Regions from separate parts of the Homo sapiens genome. Here regions 1, 2 and 4 are each linked to region 3. Evidence: chromatin loops called from intact Hi-C (ENCODE). Cell type or tissue: mammary epithelial cell. All regions are shown on one strand. Region 1 has its middle 100 kb from the start of LINC01713. Region 2 has its middle 20 kb from the start of FERMT1. Region 3 has its middle 80 kb from the start of HAO1. Region 4 has its middle 21 kb from the start of LINC01751.

Region 1 (5,000 bases), 1.2 Mb before region 3:
CAGTCAGGGGCCAGAGGAAGAGGAAGATATTATTATAAGTAGCAATGAAGTAAACATTTATCTAAAATTAAAAAAAAATAAATCACCAGAAATTGCAAATGTTTAAATGTTGAAAGTCCTTCAACATTATTCAATACCAAAAAAGTTACACCATGTTTTTTAATGAGCTGCTTTATACTTTTTCCTACACGTTTGGCTGTATTCCCTTTGATTGCCTTTTGATATGACAATGGATTTTATATATAATCTTTAATAGAAAACAGAAAGATAATTTAGTTTTTGGGCTAGCATGGTTGATCAAAATCTATTTTTTATTGGCTGAAATGCGTAAAATGCAAAAACCCACCTCATACACAAGCGCACCCATTTTTCTTTTAGTTTTTAGTACTGCAACAAGAACATGCCCTACAAACACAGAAATTGTGATATGTTTTGTTTCACTTGTTTCCCATAAAAACTGTACGGTGCATTTATGATTGTATATGTTGGGAAATTCTGTGTATTCTGATAGCAGAGAACTTGCATTTTGACAAGAACTGAATGCTCCACTTATAACTTCACAAACTGTAGACTAGCTTCAGAGTCCTACCTTCGAGCCTTGTTTCTTGTCCACCACTTGTACAGCTGCCATGTCAAGTACCACAGGCCTTATTCATGCCCTGATACAAGGTGGACATTGCACCTTCTTGTCAAGACACTGGATGAGTTTACACAGCAGGCAACAGGAGTATTTCTGGAAGCCATTACTACACTACAGTGGAAAACGATAACATTACACATTATACATGTGACTATGAACCGCTTAACTGTTTCCACTAAATAATAAGTAAATGCATCTCTAATTCAACTTTCCCTTCTATATATCATCCCCCAAACACTCACCCCCATTCAACAACACCTAACACAAAGGGAATTGTGGTGGAGCAGAAGTTAAAGTGGAAACAGACAGCTGTCTTAATTGATTATGATGCAATTTTTTTTTTCTGAAAATGTTTCAAAATCAAAAGATGATAGGAATTATTTTTGAAGTCTGTCCCAGGGTGTGGGAGGGTCTGTAGGAACTAGGTCCCTGACATTTGAACTTCCTGGCAAAGCTTCCTTCCTTAATGCTGGCAATGGCCAACTTAGTGTCTGGTCTTCTGCTTTCCCAACCCAGAAATGTGAAGCTTCTGGTTGCTGAGGAGGTCCTAGCCCTCAGGTGGAACGGTGCCATGTGTCCTGGAGCCCAGATACTGCCTGGGCAGAGAGGTCTGATCACACACAGAGATGGGTGTTGGCCTAGGCTTTCCAGATGAAAACAGTGTGACTGATGGCTACTGAGGTGGGGCTTTGGAAACTGGGTCCTTTCAGCCCATGGATGAAGCCTGAGATGTCATGCCCAGTGTTTGAAGCTTACAGACCCAGCTCAATTGACTAATAAGAAGCCTGCTTTGTGCATTTAACTCTTCGGTGTTTCCTCCCTCCCTCCCTCACTCCCTTCCTCTCTCCCTCCCTCCCTTCCTCTCTCCCTCCCTCCCTTCCTCTCTCCCTCCCTCCATTCCTCTCTCCCTCCCTCCCTTCCTTCCTCTCTCCCTCCCTCCCTTCCTCTCTCCCTCCCTCCCTTCCTTCCTCTATCCCTCCCTTGCCCCTTCTTTCTTTCCTTTACTTCCTTCCTTCCTTCCTTCCTTCCTTCCTTCCTTCCTTCTTTCCTTCCTTCTTTCTTTCATTTAATCATCCTGATAGGACACTGAACTAAAAGCTTGAACCCTGGGTTTCTGTTCTGATCTACCACTCATAGCTGTGTGTCCTTGAACAATCCCTTCATGCTTCTGAACCTCACTTTCATTATCTATAAAGAAAGCAAGTGAACTTGACAGTCTCTTGGTTTCCTGCCCTCAGTAACATCTGATTTTTCTAGGTCTGATTAGTATGCCAAATCACATGTGATGTTGAAATGTGTGAGGTTATGTTCTCACCACTAAGTCATTCCCACTGAATCTTTATAAATGTAAGCTAAATATTAAGTAAGTAGTGTGAACCCAGGATTACACAGTTGCTTCACATGGATATCTCAGGTAATTCCCCAACAACTAATGTTTTCAGAAAAAATGTATCTGTCACTTGAGATGTCCCGGGTACTGTGAAGAGCTCTTGCAACAAAGCCCACATCATGTAAGTAAGTCCTCATGACCACCTTAATAGTTGTGTGATATTATTGTATTCCTTATTTTAGAGAAGAGGAAACTGAGGCACAGGAAGTTTGAGTACTAGAGTGTCAAAGTCATACAGCTAGTAAGTGTCACGGTCATCACCTCCAATTATCTCTAAGCCACAGATGACAGCAATTAAATGATTTACCCAGGATTATTCACCCTAGATGGCAGAGATAGAAATAGAATTTCATTGCCTCTAGATAATGGGACAGTATAAGAAAACTCCACTCACTTGAAGTTCTTTCCAATTGACAAATGTAGTTGGCAATTTATTACCCCAGAGAAATACTTTTTCCCCTTGCTTTTAGATGTATCTGTTGTTAAAAGGGGGGAACAAAAGTATCAATTTTGTATAAAGAGTTCGGAAATAATTTGAGTTTTACAGGGTGTCACTTAATCTTTGAATCTGGTTTTATTCGGTAATATTTTGAAAACTACTCAGGCCAAAAAATCCGGATAAAACTACTGTCCTGGCACCAAAAATGGAAGAAATGGTAACTGCTGTTCCCTGCATCCTAGGCATTTCCCTGGGCTTACATAGAATTTATTCCAATGTTCCACCAGGTGGTGCTCTGGTGAAGACATGGTTCTCAGGCTCTCCAACCCCTTGACGTTATGCTTGGAAATATTTTGAGTAGATTAAGTCATTTCTCCTAAGAAAGAGGCTGCCCAGTAAAAGGAATATGATTGCCCATTTTGCCAATAAGACACAACGTGCACACAGAGAAAAGTCCAACGGGAATCCTCAGATAAAGGACAATCGTCCCTGAAAAAGTCAGTCCCAAAACATCTAAGAAGGTATTAGAACAGTGGTCTTGGCTGAGTCTTATGGGACTAGAATCAGGAATTTGGAGCTTGCGTTTCTGCTACTAATCTATGAGTCATTTGGAGAACCTCATTCTTCTCTGGACTGCAGTGTCCTCACCTATAAAATGTGTATAAGTGTACTGGGGTGGTGGGGAGGGGGTTAGACTGTATCAGCCTTCTTCTACAGGGGGCTCATAAGCCCAATCAATGGTATTTGTAGTCCAACCTCCTGAAGCTGTGAAAAAAACTTTGTGTGTACACATATTTTTCTGGGAAGAAGGTCCATTGCTTTGGACAGATCTAATCAGAAGCCAGGAGTCCTAAAATGTTAACATCTGGATCAGATCATTTCTAAGGTCCTCTCCAAGCTTCAGTATTCTATGATGTTATAATCTTTCTGGGAAGGAACTTGTGGCTGTCAAATTAATTGGATATCCCTAGCTATGTTCTAGCCGCATCCTTTCTTATGTACTCTCTAATGATTTTGTTAAGGCAGTCACACCTAAGTTAACAGAGTCCTGCAACACCCTCTCTACTAGATTAGGTGGCACATCATGTGACTGATGTGGTTCATTAGGGAGCCAAGAGAGACCAGAGGAGCTGTGAGAGCAACTGGCCAGATCCCACAGGAGCTCAGTGGTGGAAGCAGGTGCTAATTACCATCCTTTGGAGGAACAGGATATGCATTTTTTGGGAGTGGGTAAGAATTTCTGGTTAGACAAGCTCCAAATTCTTTGGCCTACTTTGAAGGCACTGCCTGTTCCATTGGCTAGGATGAGATTTTGTTTCCTGATGAGCACCAGCTCAGCCAGGAAGGAAGGCTCAGAAAAGGAGGTGTGGATATTCTTTGTGGAGGAATTGTCATGCAAATAAAGGCTCCTTCCCAACCCAAGGTGTAACTGTGAGGGAGTGTCAGGGTCCCACCTTTCTGGCTCAGGAAAAACATATCTCTTACTTTTTTACAGGAGTAGGTTTGGTAGCTGAGTAATGTAATTATATAGATTATAGATTACCAACAAACACTGAGATTTCAACCTGTTCTGGATATATATTATTTGTGAGGGGAGGGGCTTGGAGAAAAAGAGCAGGAATATTGGTTGGGATGTAGCCAATGGGAGAACCCCATTATTAAACAGAGAGTGCAGTCCAAGCATTGCACCCACAAGAGGAATTCAATGTAGGGAGATATTGGGAGTAGAGATCAGTGCTTGGGAGAGAGGAGCTGGGAAAGAAAGCAATTCCTCCAAAGGCTCTAAGTCAGCGTGTTGTCCAGAACGGAAATTGAGTATAGGAAGAGAGATTCTTTCTTGGACTTTGGAATATCTAGTCTGGTTCCTTTTCAGAATGATCAGACCACCTTCCTTACCTATTGCCTGGGCCAATGGTTCTCAGCCCTGGCTCTGCATTAAAACCACCTTTTAAAAATTTGGCAATCTCTGGGCCAGGTGCGGTGGCTCAAACCTGTAATCCCAGCACTTTGGAAGGCCAAGGCAGGTGGATCACTTGAGGTCAGGAGTTCGAGACCACCCTGGCCAACATGGCAAAACCCTGTCTCTACTAAAAATACAAAAATTAGCCGGGTGTGGTGGCATGTGCCTGTAATTCCAGTTATTGAGGAGGCTGAGGCAGGAGAATTGCTTGAACCTGGGAGGCAGAGGTTGCAGTGAGCCGAGATCATGCCACTGCACTCCGGCCTGGGTAACAGAGCAAGACTCTGTCTCAAAAACAAAAAACAAAAACAAAAAACTTAATGATGTCTTGGTTTCATGCTAAATCAGTAAGTCAGAATATCTGAGGTTAGAGCCTAGCATTGCTACTAAAAAAGTTATTTCCTTGTGACTTTAATATGCTGCCAAGGTTGAGAACCACTGGCCTACACCAATGATGGAAAACATGGAACATGCATGCTGATAACCCCCTCCCAAGTTCATGGAATGTGTTTGTTTAGTAATTACAACATTCTTTGTGCACTACAGAACTTGTGCACAATGCCTGGAACAT
Region 2 (5,000 bases), 1.7 Mb before region 3:
AAGAAGTGGCGAAGATGAAATTTAAACCCAGGCAGCTTAGCTCTTGTCTGGACTATATATTTGAAAAAGGTTTTGAAACTGGAAAATGCTATGTAAGTGGGGTTATGATTTGTTATTGGTGTAAATGAAAAGTTCCAAACAAGGGGACTAAGCAGCAAGAGGGATGGGCTTCAGTGCAGGGGGCTCACTGCTGATGTGAGGGCTTGGGCAGGCTTCTGGGAATGGTGGACCTTAGAATGGGGGCAGGGAGCTTCTCCACTTGGAAATCAGCTTCCATCCTCATCTTTCATTAGATCAAGAGTGAAATCAGAAAGAATGTTCATTGCAAATGAAGAGACCCATTTCAAACTAGCTCAGGAAGAAAAGGAATTTATTGGCCATAGCTGGGAAGTCTGGAGGCATGGCTGGATCCAGAGATTCACCCAAGACCTGCCTCTTTCCTGCCATCTTTGGCTCTCTTCTCCTCTGTGGTGGCATCATTCTCGGGCTGGCCCCACCTGGTGGAAAGGATGACCTACAGCAGCTCCAGCCCAATAAAACCGCACAGTTGGAGACAATGATTTGTTCTGCAATGTCCTGGGAAGGCTTCTCACAGCCTGGCTGGAGGCACGTGCCCACTCTTGGGGAGGTGGAACCAGCCTCAAACAAACCACACAGGCTGAGTGGGCTTTCTGTAGAATAGGAGAGGAGTGAGTTCTCCAAAAAAAAAAAAAATGGGATGCTGGGCAGACAAAAATCATGTCTACTGCAGCCTTGCCACTGGCCCCTGAGCAGCATCAACCTGGGAGCTGTTAGAAATGAAGGTTTTGGTGCCCCATCCCCAGACCCACTGAGCCAGAATCTGCATTCTAAGAAGGTCCCAGGGGATTGCTGTGCATAATGAAGTCTAAGACATGTTGGCTGACAGAGGGCTTTTAGAAAGACATGTGTGGTTTGTCTGTCTCTCTCATTCTTATTCCACACACACTACGTACATGCTTAAACCGTTGGCTGCCATCATAAAAATGGTCCCAACCAGGAAATGTGCAAAAAGGCAGGACAGGTAAGAGCAGTACTACCCTTAGATTTTGGCAAGAACCCACAATGTAGAGGCCCCTTGCAATGGACTTCTTCTGGCCACATCCGTGCCACTGACTAGGGAGACCATCAGGCAGAGGACAGTGTTCACCTGGAGTCCGCCTCTGCTCTTCTAAACCTCACTTTGGGTACCTGTACCTGGGACTCAGGAATTCCCTGGGCAAATGACCCTGAACATGTTTCCAGGAACTGCACGGGATCTTCTCCAGCCATTTTACTCTGACCACCCAGATTTCAACCTGTCCTTAGGAGTAGGACATAAATGTGTGTACTTTTGGCCTGAAAGGTGGCCGAGGGGGCCTCACTTTCCTTCAAACACAATCCGTGCTCCTTTCACCTCTCCCCCTTTCTCTCACTGCTGTTGCATTACCTGTAAAGCACGCTGGATTTGGTGAAGGAAGGAAAAATGAATGATCCAAGAGAATGAGAACGTGGAAGCAGTTTGTGGAACTGAATGACCCTACCCTAGGTCTTCAATATCATAGCCTACTTCAGTACACATGTTTTTCTTTGTTCTTACAGAAAAATATCGCTTGCCTAGGTTTGTTCATTTAATACCTGCATGACTTTTTACTTTGGCACGGAATCTCCAATTAGTCTGTGTTAGAGAAAACAGCCAGAATAATTTTCTTTACCTACTTTCTATCTGGGACTTGGCTGAGGTGCATGTGCATGAGGCCACTCATGATGTGGGATGCAGCCCGAGGAGAAAAGAAGACGGATGGGCTGCCGGCCAGGGCCTGACTCGATATTAATCTATAATAGGTGTAGCAAATATTTCATGAACGTGGCTGGCTGTGCATGCCTCTTTGCAGTAAAACACTAGAGGTGCTTTATCAATGGTTCCCACTAGATGTCGCTGTCGTCACGTTTGTAAATCCTATAACCCTCCTTATCTTCCACCTTGGTTTAATTTCATTAGATTTAGAACATAAATATGTCAATTTTTAAGTTGGAGAACAGATTTTCCTATATCAATTCTTAGAATCCTTGCTTTATTTTTATGTTGTCACCGACTTCCCGTTACTTTTGTTGTTTCTCTTGCCCATTTTGAGCATACAAAGGTCTCTGTACACAATAGGTGCTTAGTAACATTTGAATTGAGTTGAAAAAGGGGGGTTTCTATGGATTTGAGAAGGATAGTGCCCTTCCATTTTAACTTTCTGGAGCATAATTTATTTATTTATTTTTTGGAGGCAGAGTCTCACTCTGTGGCCCAGGCTGGAGTGCAGTGGTGCCATCTCAACTTACTGCAGCCTTAACCTCTTGGGCTCAAGCAATCCTCCTGCCTTGGCCTCCCAAGTAGCTGGGCTACAGGCATACGCGACCATGCCTGGCTTTTTTTTTTTTTTGTGGAGACAGGGTTTCCCTATGTTGCCTAGGCTGGTCTCGAACTCCTGGGCTCAAGACATCCATCCACCTTGGCCTCCCAAAATGCTGGGATTACAGGCGTGAGCCACCACACTGCTGTTATTTTTAAAAAATGAAGTAAGTGCCTTGATTACAGGGTTTTAAGTAAGATCTTAAGCCAAACTCAGTGTGAATTCACATGGGGAAAAATCACTAGCCTCTAACAGAAAATTAGTATTTCCTTTGATTGTAAATGCAGGCAACAAACACAGTAACAGTAGTACCTGGGACTATGCTGCCAATAGAAATTTCAGACTTTTATATTATATTATTGTAAACAATCTTTTAAAAAAAACTTTTGTTTGAAGTTCAGGGACACATGTGCAGTTTCATTATATAGGTAAACTTGTGCCATGGGGGTTTGTTGTACAGATTATTTTGTCACCCAGGTATTAAGCCCACTATCCAATTGTTATTTTTCCTGATTCTCTCCCTCCTTCCACCCTCCACCCTCCAATATGCCCCAGTGTGTGTTGTTCCCCTCTATGTGTCCATATGTTCTCATCATTTAGCTCCCATTTATAAGTGAGAACATGTGGTATTTGGTTTTCTGTTCCTGCATTAATTTGTTAAGGGTAATGACCTCTACCTTCACCCATGTTCCTGCAAAGGACATGATCTCATTTGCTTTTATGGCTGCATAGTATTCCATGGTGTATATGTACCACGTTTTCTTTATTTTTATTTTGAGACGGAATCTCGCTCTGTCGCCCAGGCTGGAATGCAGTGGCGCGATCTTGGCTCACTGCAAGCTCCGCCTCCCGGGTTCACGCCATTCTCCTGCCTCAGCCTCCGGAGTAGCTGGGACTACAGGCGCCCGCCACCATGCCTGGCTAATTTTTTTTGTATTTTTAGTAGAGACCGGGTTTCGCTGTGTTAGTCAGGATGGTCTCGATCTCCTGACCTCATGATCCGCCCGTCTCGGCCTCCCAAAGTGCTGGGATTACAGGCGTGAGCCACCGCGCCCGGACCCTGCACCACGTTTTCTTTATCCAGTCTGTCACTGATGGGCATCTAGGTTGATTCCATGTCTTTGCTATTGTAAATTGTGCTGCAGTAAACATATGTGTGCATGTGTCTTTATAATAGAATGATTTATATTCCTTAGAATATATACCCAGTAATGGGATTGCTGGGTCAAATGGTATCTCTGTTTTTAGGTCTTGGAGAAATCACCACACTGTCTTCCACAATGGTTGAACAAATTTACACTCCCACCAATGGTGTAAAAGAGTTCCTTTTTCTCCGCAACCTCACCAGCATCTGTTATTTTTTGACTTTTTAATAATGGCCATTCTGACTGGTGTGAGATGGTTTCTCATTGTGGTTTTGATTTGCATTTCTTTAATGATCAGTGACCTGGACCTTTTTTTCATATGATTGCTGGCTGCATGAATGTCTTCTTTTGAGAAGTGTCTGTTCATGCCTTTTGCCCACTTCTTGATTTTTTTTTTGTAAGTTTAAGTTCTTTATAGATGCTGGATATCAGACCTTTATCAGATGCATAGTTTGCAAAAATTTTCTCCCATTCTGTAGATTGTCTGTTTACTCTGTTGATAGTTTCCTTTGATGTGCAGAAACTGTTTAGTTTAATTAGATCCCATTTGTCAATTTTTGCTTTGTTACAATAGCTTTTGGTGACTTCATCATGAAATCTTTGCCCATTCCTATGTCCTGAATGGTATTACCTAGGTCATCTTCCAGAGTTTTTATACTTTTGGGTTTTACATTTAAGTCTTTAATGCATCTTGACTTAATTTTTGTATATGTTGTAAGGAAGGTGTCCAGTTTCAGTTTTCTGCATATGGCTAGCTAGTTGCAGCACCATTTATTAAATAGGGAGTCCTTTCCCCATTGCTTGTTTTTGTCAGGGTTCTCAAAGATCAGATAGTTGTAGGTGTGTAGGCTTATTTCTGGGTTCTCTATTCTGTTCCATTGGTCTATGTGTCTGTTTTTGTACTAGTATCATGGTGCTTTGGTTACCGTCACCCTGTAGTGTAATTTGAAGTTGGGTAACGTGATGCCTCCAGCTTAGTTCTTTTTATTGCAGACAATCTTGAACATTTTATTGCAGACAATCTTGAATCTGTACATTCATCTCCACTTTGAAATTAAGGTAGTTACCAGTTCAATTATAGATCTTCTAGTATGTTAAAAAAGATGCACATGTATTACTACATCACACATTTGTTTTTAAAGTATTTTAATAACTGCATTAAAGTATTTTAGTAACTGTATTCAGTGGAATTAGTTTCATTTGGAGTCATATGTCTGTGATTTTATGCACTTGAAAGTGTTATCCTGAAAAAGGGTCCACAGGCTTCACCAAACTGACTGCAGGCAGAATAATGGCTACCCAAAGATGTCCCTGTCCTAATCCCAAGAAACCGTGAAATGTTAATGTTATGTCGCAAGGAGGAATTAGGGTTGCAGATAGAACTAAGGTGGCTAATTAGCTGACCTTAAGATGGAGAGATTAATCCTGGAGCATCAAAGTGTGACCAGTGTCACCA
Region 3 (5,000 bases):
TTATATTCCAGAAAGTTAAGCAAGACAAATTAAGTGCAGATTATGTTTGTAATAAGTGCTGAAGAAAAAATTAAGCTAGGAAAGGATCAGAAAATGTGAGAGAGGGTCCAATTTTAAGTTAAGCAGCCAGGGAAGGCCACAGTAAGAAGGTGACATTGATTCAAGATCTGAAGGATATGAGAGTGAGAATCATATTTGGGGGAGGAGCATTCAAAGATAAAGAACAAGTAAATAGATCCTAAGAGAGGAGCACCCCTGGAACATCTGAGAAGGAGTCAGGAGAACAGGAGTGAGTAAGAGAGGGTCAGTGATAGGAAATAGGATCCCAAAGTATAGAAGAGGTCACATCACACAGGACTGCGTAGGCCACTGTAATGTCTTTGCACTTCCTCAATGTGAGACGAAAAGCCTTTAAAGGGTTCTGGGCCAAGACTTGACAAGGTCCAATTTACCTATTAACAGCATTTCTATTGCTGCTGTGCCTAAATTAAAGTGTGGACAGGGGCTGATGCAGGGGAATCTATTAGAAAACTTTTGTCCTAATTCATGTAAGTGATGATAGTGGATCAGACCAGGGTGTACCAATGGAGGTGGTGAGAAGTTTTCGGATTCTGAATACACTGTATTTTAAAGGTAATTCCAACAGGTTTTGCTTGTAGCTCAGGTGTAGAATAAGAAAGAGGAGAATCAAAGACAACTCCAAAGCTTGGGGGCTGAGCAAATAAAAGGATGGTATTTTCATGTATCCAGATGGAGGAGATAGGAAATTGAGTGGCTAGGGGATGGATGTAGAAGCTCAATTGTGTTAATTTGAAACACCCAATTGGAGACCTAAATGAGGATAGAAGTCATCAGTAACCTACGTGTTTCTTCCTCACTGATCTTCTCTGGCTTTGACCTCCAATGCCCTAATTCAAATATCTACTTTCTAAGCAAAGGCATAATTGCATATGTTGGTAAAATTACTTTTCGAAACCATAAAGCACTATCAAATGAACATTATTATTATTTATACATGGAAATACCAGGATGATGCCATAAACCCCAAGAAGTGCCTTTCATTTGGTATTTTAACAATCAGGCTCTAAGAAACTTGAGTCCACAGTACCTCAGGGTTTTGGGGCCAGAGGAATAAAGACTGGATTTTTGCAAGCAAATATAGTGCCCTTTATGGAAACCTTCACAGTTTGCTAAACTTTTGGAAAATGAAACACCCATCATTAAACTGTAACCTAAGGGGACATGAAGAAACAACTAACCATGCACACCCACCTCTTCTCTCCCGGGAAGTAAAAGCATTATGCGCAACTAAAGGAACTACAAGTTCAATTGAGAATATGTAAAAACCCATGGGTTTCCTTTTTAAAGAAACCAGAGTCCATACTTGCAATCCATCTCCCACTTCCATCCCATCTCGCAACCACCAGCTCTGCCCTCATTCCCACTCGTCAAATCTTGGTAGAAACAGCTGTCACCACAAAAGTCATACTGGGCCAGGACAGACAGCTGGCTCTGTGATTCACAAACAAATTAACCTTGGGATTTTATTTTGAGCAAAGGGGCTTCCTATCCTATGTCCTTCATGGCCATCCATTTTTTGCCCTTGGGTAAACACACACCAACTCAAATGTCACACATGGGGCTGAAGGACATTTGGGGTTTTCAGGGTCACTACCCACTATTGCTTTTAAAAAATATTTCCTCTTAATCAAAGGCCTTTATCTCTTGACAAAGTTTCCAGTGAAAAAGTGTACCTAGTTTAAGTAGCCAACTCATGCCTGGGGTTTAGCTTCTCAAAGAGGGAGGGGTGTGAACATCGTTGTTCCATTAACAATTTAAGGATCAGCTCTCAAAGTGTAGTCATAAGGCGTAGAATTAACAGATGACATAATGTGATATTTAAAAGTTTTAAGAAACCAGCAAATACATGTCTTGCAGCACAGCACCATCTACTGACCAGACAGAGAAAGAATATGGGGGTGGGGGAAGAAGGTAGAGAGAAAGGATGAGAAGGGCTGAGAAGGCTGGGGGGAAGAGGAAAGTGAAAAGAGGGGAAGAGGAAAGTGAAAAGAGGGGAAGAGGAAAGTGAAAAGAGGGGAAGAGGAAAGTGAAAAGAGGGGAAGAGGAAAGTGAAAAGAAGGGAAGAGGAAAAGAAAGAAAAAACAGGACTTCAGATTTCCGTTAATGCAATTCCACATTCCACAGATAAAGAAACAGAGCCCAGAAAGTTTAGCTGAATTCGCCAAGGATACAAAAGGCTCTCAGGTCTCCTATTTATAAGGAAAATTATTTTCACATTTTTGAGGTTTAAAAAAGAGCTATCCTGCTGTAGAATTTGAGAAATTAATCATCATATATCAAAGGAACTGATTAGAGAGTGCAGATATAGACCCATACGTTGAGTCTGTTATTTTTCTACCTTTGTACAAAGGCAATTCAATAGGGAAATGATAATCTTTACAACAAACTTTGTTGAAACAATTTTGCAAAAACTATGTAACCTCAACTCATAGTTCACATCTTGTGTGAAATTTTTATACACCTTGTATAAAAATTCAATATGTATTATAAACCCAAGTAAAAACTATAGAACCTTAGCCGGGCACGGAAACCATCATTCTCAGCAAACTAACACAAGAACAGGAAACCAAACACTTCATGTTCTCACTCATAAGTAGGGGCTGAACAATGAGAACTCATGAACACAGGGCGGGAAACATCACACACTGGGGCCTGTCGGGGGGTGGCGGGTTAGGGGAGGGAGAGCATTAAGAGAAATACCTAATGTACATGACGGGTTGATGGGTGAAGCAAACCACCATCATACGTGTATACCTGTGTAACAAACCTGCACATTCTTCACATGTATCCCAGAACTTAAAGTATAATAAAAAAAAATGGCACAACCACTTTACAAAAGTCTGACAATTTCTTTATATAGCTAAATATACATTTACTATATGACACAGCAATCCTACTTCTAGGTATTTACGCAAAAGTGAGGAAAATTTATGTTTTTAAAAAAACTCTGGGCCAACTGTGGTGGCTCACACTTGTAACCCCAGCACTTTGAGAGGCTGAGGCAGGAGGATTTGAGCCCAAGAGTTTGAGACCAGCCTGGGAAACATAGCAAGACCCCATCTGTACAAAAAATTAAGAAATAGAAAGTGGTGGTGTGCACCAGTAGTCCCAGCTACTTGGGGCACTGAGATTGGAGGATCACTTGAGCCCAGAAGGCCAAGGCTGCAGTGAGCTGTAATCGTACCACTGCACTTCAGCCTGAGCAACAGAGAGAAACCCTGTCTCAAGAAACAAAACAGAACAATATAAAATTGTGTATGAGCATTTATAATTCCTTTAGGTGTGATCACAGAAAAAATTCTCAGAGCTGTACAACAGAAAGAGTAAATTTTGCTGTATGTAGATGATATCAAAAAAAATGTTTAAAATGGTCTGTAGTCCGGAATACATTTTTCAAAAGCATGGAATTAAAAGTATATTCTACCCTCATACACTATTTGTTTATATAAGTGAATTTGTTCTAAAAAAAAAAAAGGAAATATAGAAAATAAAATGAATAGTGACTCCTGCCTCAAATATCCTATATTTTTAAATAATGGAAACTTAATTGGTAAGTTTTTAGTCCAATATGAATAGTTGGTTACATTATGAATATTTTAAGAATCAAAATTTGTTATACAGAGTAAGGCTAGGCACAGTGGCTCATGCCTATAATCTCACCACTTTAAGAAACCAAGACAGGAGATTCGCTTGAGGCCAGGAGTTTGAGACCAGCCTCGGGAACAAAGTGAGACCCCATCTCTACAAAAAATACAATTTTTCCAGCCCTGGTGGCTGATGTTTGTAGTCCCAGCTGCTGCTTGGGATGCTGAAGCAGGAGGATTGCCAGAGCCCAGTAGTTCAAGGCTGTAGGAAGCTATGACCATTCTACTGCACTGTAGGCTATCTGACAGAGCAAGATCCTGTCTCAAAAAATATGGACAGTGGATTGGGCGTACATTTGTTGCAATCTTTGAAGATGCTTTTAACATGAATTTTTATCCATATGAAATGCCTCTAAAAATTTTTTCTGGTAGCTCACCTAATACAAATAAGTGAATATACAGTTCTGAGTGCTGTCTCTTTCTTTTCCAGCTTAAAATTTACATTCCTATCAACCTTCATGGAGCCATACATTTGTTCCTACAACCTACATGACATCTCTGCTCCAAAGAGTTCAAATGTTGCCCCATATATGCAGAACATTTATTGACTTGAATTTATGATGCCAGGAGTGATAGTAAATCAGCGAGAAGTGGGAGAAAAACTGTTAAGAACCCTCACAACAATGAAAGCCAGTTTGCCACATTAATATTTATCTAATCAGTGGTTTCCTTGCTGCTTCCCAAGGTCTCTAGTCCACTATTAAAATTTGCCTATTTAACAATTATTTTCTATATGTCTGTTATGTAAGGTATTGTGCTAAAAATAAACTCAGGTTATTGTGGTGAATCGAAAGACAAAGGAACTATCCTAAAACAGCTCACCATCCTAGGGAGGATATATAGATACATAAAGTCAGAAATTATGGCACAATAGTATCAGAATGATGATGGGAAGCTTCAGGAGCACAAGAGAGGAAGGCAGGGTCACCAAAGGGAGGGGTATAGAGCATGGTCAGTAAGAAAAAACAATTATGAGGGCATAAGCATTAACCTGGTTTATGTCCACTAACCATCCATTCACCAGGTTGATTGAGGAAAATGGGCAGTAAGAGAAGAAAATATGAGCAAAGCCCTAAAGGCTTAGAAGTCTTTGGCTTTCTGTAATCTTGTAATTAAAGCTTCGCCACATGATGAAGATTATGCTTGGAAAATATAAAAATTCAGTAAAACTTTTTAAAAATTCAAAGCTTGATTTAATTGATCTGTAGCTATCCATTTGAAGTAATCCATTTGGTGTTAAGTGAAAACAGAGAGGCCAAACTTTATCTAGAGAAA
Region 4 (5,000 bases), 570 kb before region 3:
ATCATTTATTTCTAGGCTCTCTCATTGGACACACACACGTGTGTGTGTGTGTGTGTGTGTGTATGTGTGCAGATAAGTGTATATTCATGGATTAATACACATATTTCCTTCCTTTCCACATATGTGTGTGTATATGTATTTAATGGTGCAATCACAGCTCACTGCAGCCTCAAGCAATTCTCCCACCTCTGCCTCCTCAGTAGCTGGGACCACAGATGTGTGCTACCACACCTGGCTAATTTTTTTTTTTTTTTAATAGAGACAGGATCTTCCCTATGTTTCTCAGGCTGGTCTCAAACTCCTGGGCTCAAGTGATCCACATGCCTCGGCTTCACAAATTGTGGGGATTACAGACGGGAGCCACCACGCTTGGCCGTCTATGCCACCTGGATCGTATTAGCCTTCTCTTCACCTGGGTTGTATACAACCTTCTACTCTAACAGTGAGGAACCTAGTTCTCACCATCTTCCATACATCTACTCAATTGTTCAAATCCAGTGTGTGTCTATAATGGTTCCATAATTTTTAACATACCGTCTGGTAAACAACATTACCAGTTAGAGTTTGACATTCTCATGTAGTTCTTTTCCTCTGATTGTGTTGGAGTGGCAATCCAAAATAAAACTTAATGTTAAGTGTTTCATAATCTAGAAGAACAAGTCCTCTAAGAGACTAATCTGTAACATCCTGGCTTGTGTATTAAAACGAAAAAAAGAAAGAACCCATTCACAAAAGGATAAAGAACATAAACATCATCAGAGGTAGTCCAGACCCTGGAAAAAGTGAAGGAACATTTCCAAACTTAGTGCAATTCCTGCAACTGACAGTACATGTGCAGGGCCCATTTTGTTAAATTATTCATAGATTTAGAATGACCTGACACACTCAAATGTTAATAAATACATAATTATTAAATTCTATTACATGAAATTAGGTAACTAAAACTGGCCTATTGTGGTTCCTCCTATCCAAAGCAGTATTTCAGGTCCTCACAAAATCAGAAGTATATAAGAAGGCCAGAAAGTCTGAATTTTGGCACATTTCTTCTTTCTAGAAAAGGTTCACAGGTAGGATGGTAGATGAGGAGCTGGTGGGCCAGGGAGAGTGGAGAAGCTGGCCATAGCACTGGGAGGGGCTTATCTAAAGTTCCTAGTGGTCCAGGAGCTACTTTTTATGGCTCTTCTAAGGAAAATGGTACCCATTAAGAATGATTTTTTTAAAAGCAAATGACATCCTATTCATAATTTCTTCTTAAAAATATGTCACCTCTGCTAGGAAGAAACCAAAATTGCCCTACATGAGCATTCATCATTATTTTTTAATCTTCATTTTCTTGTTGTGTTTCTTTATTACATTTGATTATGTCTGTCCTGTATTATAGTTTCTTATTTGTAGTGTTGCTTACCTTTTCCTGTTCAATCTGCCCTACGTATTCTCTTTGAGGGTGGAGGCTTGATCTCATTATTTGAATGCTTAACATATAGTTGATTATCAACAAATATTGAATAGAAAGCTCAAAGAACACATAGAAAAGAATAACTCAACATTGTAGTTTTTTACTCCCAGATTTCTTTTGTGAAAACTAAAAACTTCCTTGACTTTATTGAGATAAATGGCTTTTCAGCATGAACATTCATGCTCACTCATAAAAGCAAGTTCTCATGAGGTAGTCCCAGGAATAATACTGTCTTTTGAGTCTCTGAAAACTAAAGTATTCATGCTTCTTGCACGTTTTTTTTTAAATCATAGAATTCTTCAATATATTATTGGGACGGGTTATATAGTTTGGATGTTCTCAGTCTGCCAAATAATGGCCCAGCTGCATCAGAATCGATTTGAAGAGATTAAACAAACAAACAAAAACCGAACAGTTTCCAGTCACACCCCTAGAGTTTTGGATGTAGCAGGTTTGAGGTAAGGCTTGGAAATCTGTCATTTAAAAATACCTCCCCAAGTGTTTTCTGATGGGAAGTTGGATCACATCCTGCCTCATATTGTGGAATAGGTGGTTAAAAATCCCCCAAACTCTGTTCTTCCATTAGCAAGAAGGGTCACTACTGATGTGTGTGTTACACCAGAAGTCTGTTCATCTCAGACCTTCTTGGAAGAATAAGTTTGGTTTGCCTTCTCAGTGGCGGTCACACAAGACTGCATGAAAGAACAGTCTGGCTGAAAAGCAAAATTTATATTTTAGAACAATATTAAAAACATAGAGCCAAAGAGCCAGTTTCAACAAGATGAGCTTTCCATAGCATAGCTTTATCAGGACTTCTCTGCTTTCTGTTAACTAGACTGCCTGGTGAATTCTTCATGGCAAATAACTCTAGCCAGTGTTTCGAGAAAGTGATTTCTAGCCTCCTACACTCTAAGCCTTGGGAAGTACAATCCAATATTGAGACAGGCCGATTTGAAGAGCTCTGAGCCTCAGGGAACAGCGCCATCTGCTGATGACTGAGGACATAGCTTACTTGAGAACAAGAGTCTTCGGGAAAGCGGTAGATATTAATTATGTATGTCCTGGCTTTCGCACCACGGCCGCTATAACAACCTACTCCCAAGCACCAGGCATTCTTTCAGCTCATTGGGTGAGATTAGTCAGTAATAACTGGTGAGTGTTTTTATTACTTAAATATGAACACCATTCTTTGAATGCCATGGCTTAAGCCTTAGGTAGACAAACTCTGCCTATAGGTGTTCATGCATCAAACATAGAAGCTCAGCACTACTGGACAAGGCATGACACCTTTGCCACAGTAACTTTAATGGTTTAGGGACAATGTTCAAGGAGTCTGGTTACAGGGGGCTATGGGGAATTTCATCTCCTAACTGTTTTTCTTTAGGGCCCAACATCAGCAATCACCAGTTAGTGTGTGATACTCCGAAGTTTCAGCATGTGCCATTTCCTGCTGAACGGGTCTAACAGAGCAAAGCAGACCCCAGGGAAGCCCAATTTTGGTTAGGTTAAATCCTTAAAGAAACGAGGTGGTATTTTTCCCATTGGTAGTTTATTTATGTGTTTGTTTTAATGTTAGGGCTTATCCCTTCTAATATCCTCCCCAGGACCAGGAAAGGGAAATGTTAAAGTCATGAAACGGAGAGAGAAGAAATACCCTATCTGTGTGTGTGTATGTGTGCATGTGTGTGTAGGTGTGTGTTCTAAACCAGGTCTTTGAAAGATAAACATTTGATGTAGCAAAATGTTGAAAGTAAAAGTAATAAGCAAGTTTCATTACATTTTTCTAAAAATATTTGGCTTCCAAAATCAAACCCACTTAAAGTTTTCCTACTTTTATTTTCTTTTCTTAGTCATTTCAACATATTGTAGGGGATTTCACTGTGTCATAATAATGTTATTTTTACACAGATTTTAACAGTAAAAATAAAGTTGGTGGACCCCACTGCCCTCCACAAGAGCTGAAAGTTCATTTTTCTGCCCAATTCTTCCCACACACGTGAAAAAAACACATTTAAAATTAAAGGTCAGCACTTAGGCTCTTGTGAGGTCTGGCAATATTTGATCAGAGTTTAAAAATCTATAGCATATATTACAAATAATATTTGAAATAAGTGCAGATGGAAATAATTAGATTTTTTCAGTTTGATTTTATCGTTTATAAAATATTTGAACTAGGCTTATTATTTTTCTATATTTAAAATGTGTCTAATTCAATTTTCACTATTGCAAGGACAGACGTGGCATAAACACATTTACATGAAAACTCATTATTTCTAAACTCGCAAAACTTTAGACCACATAATCCCAGGTACTTCAACTTAAAACATTGCAAGTTTAAGTAAATGAAATATTATATATTAATAATAATTAATACTGAAACTTATTGATAACATTACTATGTAATGTTTTTGGTACTTTATGTGTAATAATTCATTTAATCCTTATAGCAACACTATCAGCTGGGTACTATTGCTCTTCAATTGAGGACACAGAGAGGTTAAGTACCTTACCTAGGGATGAAAATATAGCTAGTAAATGGCAGAGATGATAGAAGCATAGATATACTGAGTTAGATCCCTTTATATCCCCTAAGAACACCTCCTTAAATGTTTCCTTCCAGGTGTCTCACTTCATCTCATCATAGCCCTAATCTTGAGATATTCCTGTCTGTCTGTCTGTCTATCTATCTATCTATCTATCTATCATCCATCCCTCCCTCCCTCCCTCCCTTTCTCCCTCCCTCCGTCCCTCCCTCCCTCTCTCCCTCCTTCCCTAACTGTCTACCTACCTACCTACCTATCTATTGGTTGAGCATTCCTTATCCGAAATGCTTGAGACCAGAAGTGTTTTGAATTTCAGATTTTAAAATATTTGCATATACGTAATAAGATATCTTAGGGATGAAACCTAACTCTAAAAAGATATCTTAGGGATGAAACTTAACTCTAAACATGCAATTCATATATGTTTCATATGTACTTTTTACACATAACCAAAAGGCAGTCTTACACATTTTCAACAGTTTTGTGTGTGAAACAAAGTTTGGGTACATTGAACCATCATAAAGCAAAGGTGCCACTATCTTGGCCACACTTGAGGACAATCTATGGTTGTTTGGCATCACCATCATTCCTGACTTTGATTTTGTATGCCACCGAGAAGCAATTATTTTCTTATACTTATTCAGGCATAAGTACTTAACAGTAATATAACATACCATTAATACAATGAAAAAAATAATGTGTTCAAAGTAGCTAAGCAGCACGGTAGCATCACCAGATGCCTGTATGAGCTATTAAACAACAGCAACAACAAACACCAGCAGGCTTTCAGTCTTTACCTGCGGTGCTGTGTTTCGATTAAAAGGTTACTGAACCCTGTATTTTGTCTCTTTAGGTGAGAAGAAACATTAGAAGCAGTTGAAGGACCGGGAAGTAGGTCCTCTGGAGATGAGGGGACATTCTTCTAAATGGCTTGTTAAAATGTTAACTGTAGTGTCATCTGTGTCATTAGTAACTATTTTTTTGCCTTAGAAGTCTCTCTT

Evidence for each region. A loop is a pair of places that touch in the nucleus more often than their neighbours do. Peaks named below come from ENCODE experiments on the same cell type or tissue, not always from the same donor. Only the 100,000 strongest peaks of a DNase experiment are listed, where the experiment ranks them.
Region 1: it touches region 3 in a loop (7-fold over the local background); 6 of 110 quality-filtered maps call a loop at or near these places.
Region 2: a loop joins it to region 3, with 3 times the contacts of the local background. A loop is called at or near these places in 11 of 110 quality-filtered maps.
Region 4: a loop joins it to region 3, with 6 times the contacts of the local background. A loop is called at or near these places in 19 of 110 quality-filtered maps.

The regions. Positions count from the first base shown.
Region 1 is chr20:6,633,647-6,638,646 of GRCh38, forward strand. No RefSeq gene overlaps it. Among named protein-coding and RNA genes, the nearest start is that of LINC01713, 100 kb to the right of the region's middle. RefSeq lists an enhancer at 3,605-4,118. In mammary epithelial cell, a CTCF peak has its summit at 2,757 (motif pointing right); a DNase peak (open chromatin) is centred at 2,765.
Region 2 is chr20:6,140,664-6,145,663 of GRCh38, forward strand. No RefSeq gene overlaps it. Among named protein-coding and RNA genes, the nearest start is that of FERMT1, 20 kb to the left of the region's middle. In mammary epithelial cell, a CTCF peak has its summit at 1,932 (motif pointing right); no DNase peak of the experiment used is centred here.
Region 3 is chr20:7,857,572-7,862,571 of GRCh38, forward strand. No RefSeq gene overlaps it. Among named protein-coding and RNA genes, the nearest start is that of HAO1, 80 kb to the right of the region's middle. RefSeq lists an enhancer at 1-31. In mammary epithelial cell, a CTCF peak has its summit at 1,961 (motif pointing left); a DNase peak (open chromatin) is centred at 1,850; H3K27ac peaks cover 1,228 bases.
Region 4 is chr20:7,283,671-7,288,670 of GRCh38, forward strand. No RefSeq gene overlaps it. Among named protein-coding and RNA genes, the nearest start is that of LINC01751, 21 kb to the right of the region's middle. In mammary epithelial cell, a CTCF peak has its summit at 2,445 (motif pointing left); a DNase peak (open chromatin) is centred at 2,451.